Linked DNA regions of Homo sapiens: region 1 is linked to region 2. The links are chromatin loops, found by intact Hi-C in ENCODE. Cell type or tissue: endothelial cell of umbilical vein. All regions are shown on one strand. Links, peaks and the distances in the headings refer to the core of each region. The heading gives the core; the rest is flanking DNA.

The links. A loop is a pair of places that touch in the nucleus more often than their neighbours do. Peaks named below come from ENCODE experiments on the same cell type or tissue, not always from the same donor. Only the 100,000 strongest peaks of a DNase experiment are listed, where the experiment ranks them.
Region 1: a loop joins it to region 2, with 6 times the contacts of the local background. A loop is called at or near these places in 3 of 110 quality-filtered maps.

The regions. Positions count from the first base shown.
Region 1 is chr5:92,685,733-92,690,140 of GRCh38, forward strand. It overlaps LOC105379082 (a long non-coding RNA gene), which reads right to left and starts at 2,494. Exons shown (of 4, transcript NR_188298.1): 1 at 2,388-2,494. In endothelial cell of umbilical vein, for the core only: no CTCF peak of the experiment used is centred there; a DNase peak (open chromatin) is centred at 2,539.
Region 2 is chr5:93,912,474-93,916,881 of GRCh38, forward strand. All of the region lies in intron 6 of ARB2A (ARB2 cotranscriptional regulator A), which reads right to left. Among named protein-coding and RNA genes, the nearest start is that of POU5F2, 170 kb to the left of the region's middle. In endothelial cell of umbilical vein, for the core only: a CTCF peak has its summit at 2,828 (motif pointing left); a DNase peak (open chromatin) is centred at 2,788.

The DNA of each region.
Region 1 (4,408 bases), core at 145-4,144, 1.2 Mb before region 2:
ATCCAATGCCTTGTTCTCTATTTTTTCGCCATATGACATTAAACAGACAACCCATTTTTCCAAGTTTTCCTGGGCCTGGGGCTTGACCAATGAGAAAAGTAGGTGAGATCATCTCTAAAGACCCTATCATTCTTATATTTTATAATCCTATAATAAATCACTTTATATTACAAAGATCTTAAGGGTTCTGTGTAGTTAAATGTATTTTGTGCTTTAAATTTTTGTTGTTGTCATTTTTTTCTGTGTGTTTTTCTATAACCACTTTGATTGACAGAAGCCTCTTTACCTGTCCTTTGCAATGCTGCATAATCTTTAGCAATTAAGTTAGTCAAACTGATATAAATCATGACTTCCTTCCTACTAGAAAGTTTTATGTGAAATTTGTACAACTAGAAACGTGGGCTATGAAAGTTTCATACAATTCAATTTTTCCATTATAAATGGCAGTCTATTTACTTTAGAATTTTTCTAGTGGTTTAGACTTTGCCTGAACCAGCAATTTAGAGCAGCCTCTAAAAAAATAAAATTAAAGAAGGTGACATTCATATTTGTGCTGGCCTCCAACTCAAACTGTGTGTCTCACAGTGAGTCTTAGCATAAGACATGTGATTGAAGGATACTTCTGTGAAACAACTGCTCAGGGGGAAGTATGTATCATCTGAGTCCAGTTCAGAAAAGACAGCTGTCCACCTGGAAATCTCTCAGCCTAGTAGAAATGGCCATCCTATGTGTTGTTGTGTCATCCAAGAAGCTCAAAACTGAATGGACATGCAGGCAATATTAATCCTTTGAACCTTCAAAGGGGCCACTGCTTTGTGATTAAAGATAGGTCCTAGTCACCTGGTCCCATTAGTTCATGAATGATGACCTTTTTAACAACACCCTGAAGTCAGCTTTAAAGTAGGGCACTAAAATGGAATTTAATAAAACACAGAACCTAGAAAATTGAAAACAGGAAAAAGTTAAGGTATTCTAACATTACAGGACTTGAAAGCATTGTTTTTCTTCTGCCATATCAAGCAACCTAGTTTTAACCCAGTAAAGAGAAAAATAATGATAAGGTAATGAATATTTTTATGGAATGGGTTACTGTACTTTAGAAAACGTTTTGAGGTCTTTATTAGACCAAAACAGAATAATTCAGTTTTAATGCCATAACAAACTTTACATTTAATAATGTAAGTTGAGTTCTGACAGGGTGTCGGTTTGTATAATTTGTAGGTACTTAATACATGCTTAGTGAGAATGATGAGACTAGTGATCATTTTGATTATTAAAGAATATGAAAACAATACGGCAAAAGGAAGTTCTTCCCTTCTGTTTATGTGGTCATACTTATTTACCACATTTTAAAAATGCTAGTATTTTAATTAAGAAAGACATGTTAGCTTAGAATACCAGAATAAAACTAACCTAATTTTCAGAATCATCAATATGAAGAAAAACTTTGTTGAGGGCTTATTTTATTCCCCAAAATTCAGAAGATTAAAACCAATTGAAATTTAATGTGGTCATATTATTTCCAACCTGAATTTCAAATAAATTATATGACCTATTTCAAGACATACACAATTGTTTCAAACACACTTTGAAACAATTAAATAGAAAGTTTATCTGTGCCTTCTTTGTAGAATCTGGTGTACACTTTTTTTTAGTTTAAAATTATGCCCATGATTGAAAATTAATAAATAAAACTTCTAGATTTTAGTTTAGTAACCATCTGTGAAGATTAACCTCTCAGAACTATATCAGCTTTTTGTTTTATTTTTTTCCTTCTTTTGCTCTTTCTTTCTTTTTTCTTTCTCTTACTTTCAATTGCATGATAAATTCTGGATTATGCCTCACTAAGGCTTCAACACTACATTTAATGAAGTTGTTGAACTTTTAACCTTTGAGTTCAACACACTTGAAAACTACCACCAATATATATTGCGCTTTTTTCTGTAGTTCTGTGTCAAATATAGTGAGGGTCTTTTAGTGTAGAGGACTGTTTACCCAGGCTCTTTGTAAAAACAAATGGAAGGCATTTCATTTTTTACTGGTCTTTTTTAAAATTCTGGAAGAAAAATATGCTGGGGTTCCCTAGAACAACCCCCTCCCTATCCTGCTCCTCTGCTGGTAATTGGTCTACAAATAAAGAGCTCCTGAGTGTCAGCTTCCAATGAAAAGTCATTTATTCATAACCAGACATCCAGCTTCCCAACAGAAAGGATTGTTTTTTCCAAGATCATCTTATATCTTTCAAACTCATCCTGTCTATTCAGCCATGCATACTGCCTGCAAGGCAGCACAAGCAACATTTCTTAGTTTCATAACCAAACAGTAGCAATGCTTTCAAAGGAATCAAAAGGAAGGAACTTTTTTTTTAATGTAGGATTTATACTTACCTTTTACTCTTTGTGTCATTAAACCGTTATAAATGTTGTTCCAAGCTCCGTCCTTCGATAGGGAACCAAAAAAACAGGCAGTTCTCTGTCTTATTTGTTGGAGGAATAATCTGATGAGCAGTGAACACTAGAGGGGGAGCTTACCCGTTCAGGAGCATGAGTGAAAGCTTCAGACCCTCTGGGAGAGGATCAGAGTGATAATAGAGCTACTGACTTAAACAAGGCAAGCTAGGATTTGGTCAGCAGTGGTTCCGAAGTCAAAAGGTCAAGAATGGTACGTAGCCAACTTATTGTCACTTTCCAAAACGGCAAGAAATCACAGTGAAATTGAGAAATTTAGCTGCTGCTTATACCATGATATGGAATATTTTAAAAATCTCTCTGGAGGCAGCTATACTATGAGGAGTAAGATTACAGAGGCTTTCCCCCCCTTGACTAGGGCTCTCTGTCATTTAAATGTCTAAGGAATGATGGAATGAATTATCATAAAATTTTGACAAATTTGATGGCTCAAGCAAAAGGGGGAAATAAGCACTCCGATTATCAGGTTGTAATAAGACATGACATTTAAAATGAGTTTACATGGCAGTTAGACAGACCTTTGCTTTTTTCCCCTTGGTTTAAAAACACTGGGATCCTTTTCTTTGGAAAGGAATTAACTTATTTCAGTTTCTCTTCTCCCTAGCTTAACAAGTATGAATCCTATTACACCAATTATACGTTTCCATCCCTTGTAACCATAGTCCAATTGCTTTCCACAATTTGCCTAAATTTAAAAAAAAAAAAGAACATAACTTGAAAGCAGCAGAATATTTAAGTAGAGATATTTAGTATAAATTTGGTAGAAAAAATATAAGAAATATAAGTTGTTCTTTCATTTGTTATTAGGCTATTTTTTTCTGTATCATCTTACAACACAGTAGATAGGATGTATTGATTTAGAAGAACAAACTATACTTTTCAAAAAGAAATAAAGCAATAAAAGTGATTAACCAAAAAACTGAAAAACAACATTGATTTTCTCTGATGCCACTCACCCCTACTTCTTTACCAAATATAAACTTTTCTTTCAAATAATCTATCTCTTTAAGCCACATGAAAAATCCAAATTATTATGTTTATATTATTTACTAGAAATGTTTGGTTTAAAAAAGATAATTCAATCACAATTAATCTGCTCTTTGGAAACATCCTGCACTTCTAGTTAAAAATTAATAGAGTCTGTGGCATTTTAAAACTATGTACTATTAGTACTATTAGAAAACATATTTCTGTAAAAAAAAAAAAAGAAGAGGAAATAAAGACTTTTTTAAGAAATATGTTTAGGGTGATTTTAACTTTGTCAGGCTCCAACTACTAAAAGTGGAAAGAAGTCACCTGACTTTAGAAAGTGAGCTCTGTATAGATGGCCTGATAACTGACCACCTGACTTTACCTACAATTACTTGAATTATACGAACAAAATAATGTGGTTTGATGAAAATTTTCCCCAGCAATACATAAAAATGTGGATTTGTCTTTGCTTTCCAAGAGATTTTTTAGAACTGTGATGACCAGATCTTTAGAATTTTCTTCGGATTCTAGTAGTGCAATCCCCAGAGGTTAGTCAAAAGCTAGTAGTCATTTCCCACAGACCTGGATAGCAACAATTACTTAGACAGTTTTTACTTACTTAACTAAATAAGAGAGCAGAGGAAGTATGAATTAAATGTAGTTATTCTAAGTTTCTAGGGTTTATATCATGGAAGCCAACTGTTGAACTACTAATAAAAATCTATTTTGAAGCTGCTGATCTGGCCCTCGAATGCATCCTTCATGCTCTGCCCACAGGTACCTGCAAATTGTGTAGGTGGCCAAGCAATGGAGACATACCTTGAGCCTTGAGTAAGCAGTTTTGGGGTTAAGCAATTTGGAGGAAGCAGGAGCTGGCCAAGTAAATGTAACGTTTCCTTTGTATCATTGGAACTAGAGCCATTTTGCTCACCCAATAAAAATGTCTAGCTAGGCAGGGCGCTGTGGCT
Region 2 (4,408 bases), core at 330-4,329:
GTATAGCTAGTTTCCATCCACTTACCTAAAAAGTTCTGCAAAGCAAATATAATAACACTTCAAAAACACCATATTTATAACCTGACAGTGTAAAATCACACATTAAAATTATGGAAATTTTATTTTGGTCCCAAAAAAGGCATATTCCCATGATAAACAAAAAAAACTTAAAAATCCTAAATATTTTCTAAGAAATATTAAATGCATTTTATTGCCCAAATACCATACTTGCTAAAAAATTTAAAATTTCATAGTATACTTTCAAGTGCCTCACAAGAATAAAGACAAGCAAATAATTCTTCATATTTCTTTTTCTTCTTCATATTCCTTACTGAACACAACATCTTAGAATATAGCTGTGTTTTCCAAAGGTAATCTGCCACACCTCTAAGATCTTCTATGCATTTATTTTTCATGTAAAGGAAGACCATTTTTTTAAAAAAAAATTTAGCATACATATTACTTTGGAAAATTTAAGTTAATAAACAACTGTCATAACTAACTGTATCAAAGTTCTTTCAGAGATAATTTCTTCTCCCTCTGGAGTTTGCTTTTAGGTTATTCTTTTCAATAACATCTTTACGTTTATTATTTTCCCCATAGTCTCCTTTTTCTCTGTACTTCTGGTGCTAAGTCCTTGCCCTAATTCTAAGGCTGGTGAGAGCAGATGTGGCATATTGCTCTGATTCCCCACACTTAATCTTCCTAAAAGGGTCCCATATGTAGAGTTTCTATAGTCAAAGGGGCTGGAAAAGCCTCCTTCTGTGTTTAAACTAATCAACAAGATTTTCTGTCGGCCAGGAGAAAAGTCAGTTTTGATGCTCTTACTCTCCCAGTGCTGTGAACTGTCTTCACAGAACTATCAGCATCAAGGACAGGGAGCAAGGGGTCATGTTCAGCTAAGACTCATATAACCTCCTACTTCTCTATTCTTGCAAGCGTCCCCTTTTCTACCTCTATGACCTTGTCACTTTCCTTCATTACTTTGTCCTCCTCGGATACTAGAGCCAATAACGATAGCATCTATACAAGAGAACAGCTTGGAGCATGAGCCGAATGAAAAACTGATTTCCAGTCAGTTTTGCTGTCCTATTGCTTACTTCCTTAGAAAAGGATAAAAAAAAGTCTAGATTATTTGAGCACTAACCATATCCTAAGTTCAGAACTCTCAAATAGCAGACTAAGATGGCATAATAAAATTCCCAGACAACTTTTGTGTTTAAGTAATTTTCTTTGGGTTAGTTTATATCAGTTTTTTAATATTCACTTTTAAGCCTATGTAACAAACTAAAATTTATGGTTGCTGGTCCAATATAAACTTCTACAAATTTTATGCTAAAGCTAAATGTGAAAGAATATTCCTTGAAATTATTATAGTGATTAAACTATTATAACATTGAATAATTTTAATCACACCAATTTAATGCAAAATGAGTTTAATTAATAATACAATAGACAGAGCTTGGTTTTAGAGTGTGAAATATCAAACTACACCCTCAAGATCAGTCTAGATAAAATATTCTCCTTTCTGTGACCTAGAACATCCTTCCATGGAAGATTCCTATTACAATCCCGCAGATTTAGACTACTCTTCCTACTCAAGATAGTGAACAAAGAAAGTCACAGTAGACAAACTAAACTCTGAAAAATCTGCTACATCTTATTAGCTGTCTTAAAAGGCATAAATAATGATCAAGGAGGGTTTGGGAATCTGTAGATTTTCCTTGTTAGTAACACTTTGAATTCTGTAACCATGGCTAATATAGAGCTATGAGTACTCCATATGAAAATAATGTTGTGAGGTGAATAGGAAAACTGGAAAATAAGATTCTAAATTTTCCCTTAAGTTATAGTAATCTATGCTGTAATGTAAATGTTTATAAAGTTTAACAATGTTGAAAGTGTCAGTGAGAATTAATATTTCTTAAGTTATATGCAGTTAAAATGTGAAATATGGCATCCAAAATAGTACTATCTTATTCAAAATAAATTGTTTTTGTGAGTGCTTGATTAAATAGTGAGAGAGTGAACAAAGACTGAATTTGAAATTACTTAATTTATCTGAAAATTACATTTGGATGGTCTAAGTAAAGCACTTAAATAATTAAACTATTAGAATAAGATACAGTATCTTATCAGAAATACATAGAAGCAGAATAAGAAATCATAACTCCTTTTATCTGTAAAATACTAAATTAATTTATATCCCAAATCCGGAATAAAATAAATTTCATAATTTTTTACCTAATCTAGATCTGTATAAAAACTCATTGATACAGCAGAGCAGGTGGTATTCTGAATAACTGAGGGTTATTAAGAATAACTTGTGAATAACTGAGGGTTGTTCAGAAGAACTCGTGAAAATCTTTCCTACAACGTGTTACCCTCCCTCATATAATGCTGCTTCGATAATCAGGGTCATCATTACCGAACATTGAGTAATTAACCCATTATTTTTATGCTATAAACGTGAATGGAACGAAATACTAGACTGAATATGGTAGAGGCCAAGGGATCCTTATGAAATTTGTTTTCTTGATATTCACCTCTTTCCCATAAATGTAAAAGGTAGAGGAAAAAAGTAGAAAGATTCCGTATCACATGACATGGTTACTCTTTTTACTAAATCGTTTACAGAATTAGTAACTTTCTACTTTGGTGTTCTGCTATCATCCATTACACTGTCTTCCACACTCTATCAATGACCACAAGTTTTTCAGTTGCATTCAAAGTTTCCTTTATTTGTACTGGCAAACCAAGCAATTGGGCTCTTCATTGGCTTGTTTACCTTTATGAGGTAATACTGCCATCTTGTGGACTCAAAAATATTTCTAGTAAAGACCATCAAAGACAAGTTGCATTTTTCTAACTACAGGCATAAACAGGTATTCTGTGCCCTTGCTTTCACTTACTTCTGAGAATAATGCAGTATAGGATCCTAGAGCATACCAGATAATCAAGGTTTTACTCTATGCTGAACAAAGACTTTTATTTCATCATATAATTCATCTATTCATGATCAAATTCTTGGTTGAAGCAGATAATCACAAAGATGTGGTTAACTGGGTCCAAAACACAGGTTCATAAAACTTAAAAGAAGTTGTCATGGATCATGAAGAAATGAAATAAAACTGAAGATAATATAATAACTTTCACACAAACATATGAAACCCAAATATCTGAGAACCACTAATATAGGCAATGGTTATCATCTTGAAGAATGAGCTATCTTTATGATTTTATTAACTCTCTACTCCCTCCCTCAAATCCTCAATTAATACGTGTATATTAGGTTTGCCAAGTATGGACTTTAAAAGAGAATGAAGATGATATGGAAGAAAGATACTTCATGTTGGGTAGCAAGATCATAAAAGGATTCTATATAGAAGCATTCCAGAAGAAAGATTAGGAAAGCTAGTGTGATGAGAAAGAGTTCTACCATGGCTGGATTATATTTTCATTTAATATTTGTTTCCAATACACATATCTCTTTACCAGTATTCTCAATGTATTCAAGGTTTCCAAGTACAGGATGTTGAGCTGGATGCTTTCCATATCACAGTAAAGCTGAAGTATGGGTGTTATCCCTATTTTGCAGAAAAGAAACGTTTCATCAGTCTTCACTATAGGTAATGACATATATCATTAAAAATAATTTAATTCGCTCTTGCAAGTAAGAGCATTAAATGTTATTATATAAACACACTCTCCTTCTATCATTGTGAATTGTGAGAAAAACTGATAGCACATAAGCATGAAAAACAGACAGAAGCAAACTGTCAACCCGAAGAATTTTATCAGGGCAATAACTAAGTGAGAAACAGAAACTAAGAATTACTATTTAAATGCATTTTGGCATTTAGTTTTATGCCAAATAAAAAGCAAAGCTGCTATCATCAAGCATACATTTAAATTTAAAGTATGAAATGTATATTTACAATGTATTAAAACAGTGACTAATATTATGTATTATCTATGCTCTACCAAGTTTAATAAGACAATTTAAATAGTATTTTCAACTGATGGCATTTATGCTTTAAAAATATGACCTATTTCAAGTGTGGTGTGAGGCAAAAGTAGAAATACATATTGGGTCAGCATTAATAGTCACATTTTGTTCCATCAGTTTGTAATTTCGAGAGTCTCTGTCTTGGCTTCTTCCAGCTCTGAGCATTAGATAGCTTATGTAAATTATTAGCCCCCTTCCCTCAGAACCCCCTAAACTATGTACTTTCCTGACCTCAGTTAGTAACAGCAAACTAGAGGAAACATTCCATACAATGGGTGCTTTGTATGAACTCTCTACTCTGAGCAGATCCTAAAGGAACATTAAATTCAAGGAAAGCCTTCACTTTTCGAAATATTCATGGCAGAGGTCTTCCAAGATAGATACAGGTAATAACAAGGA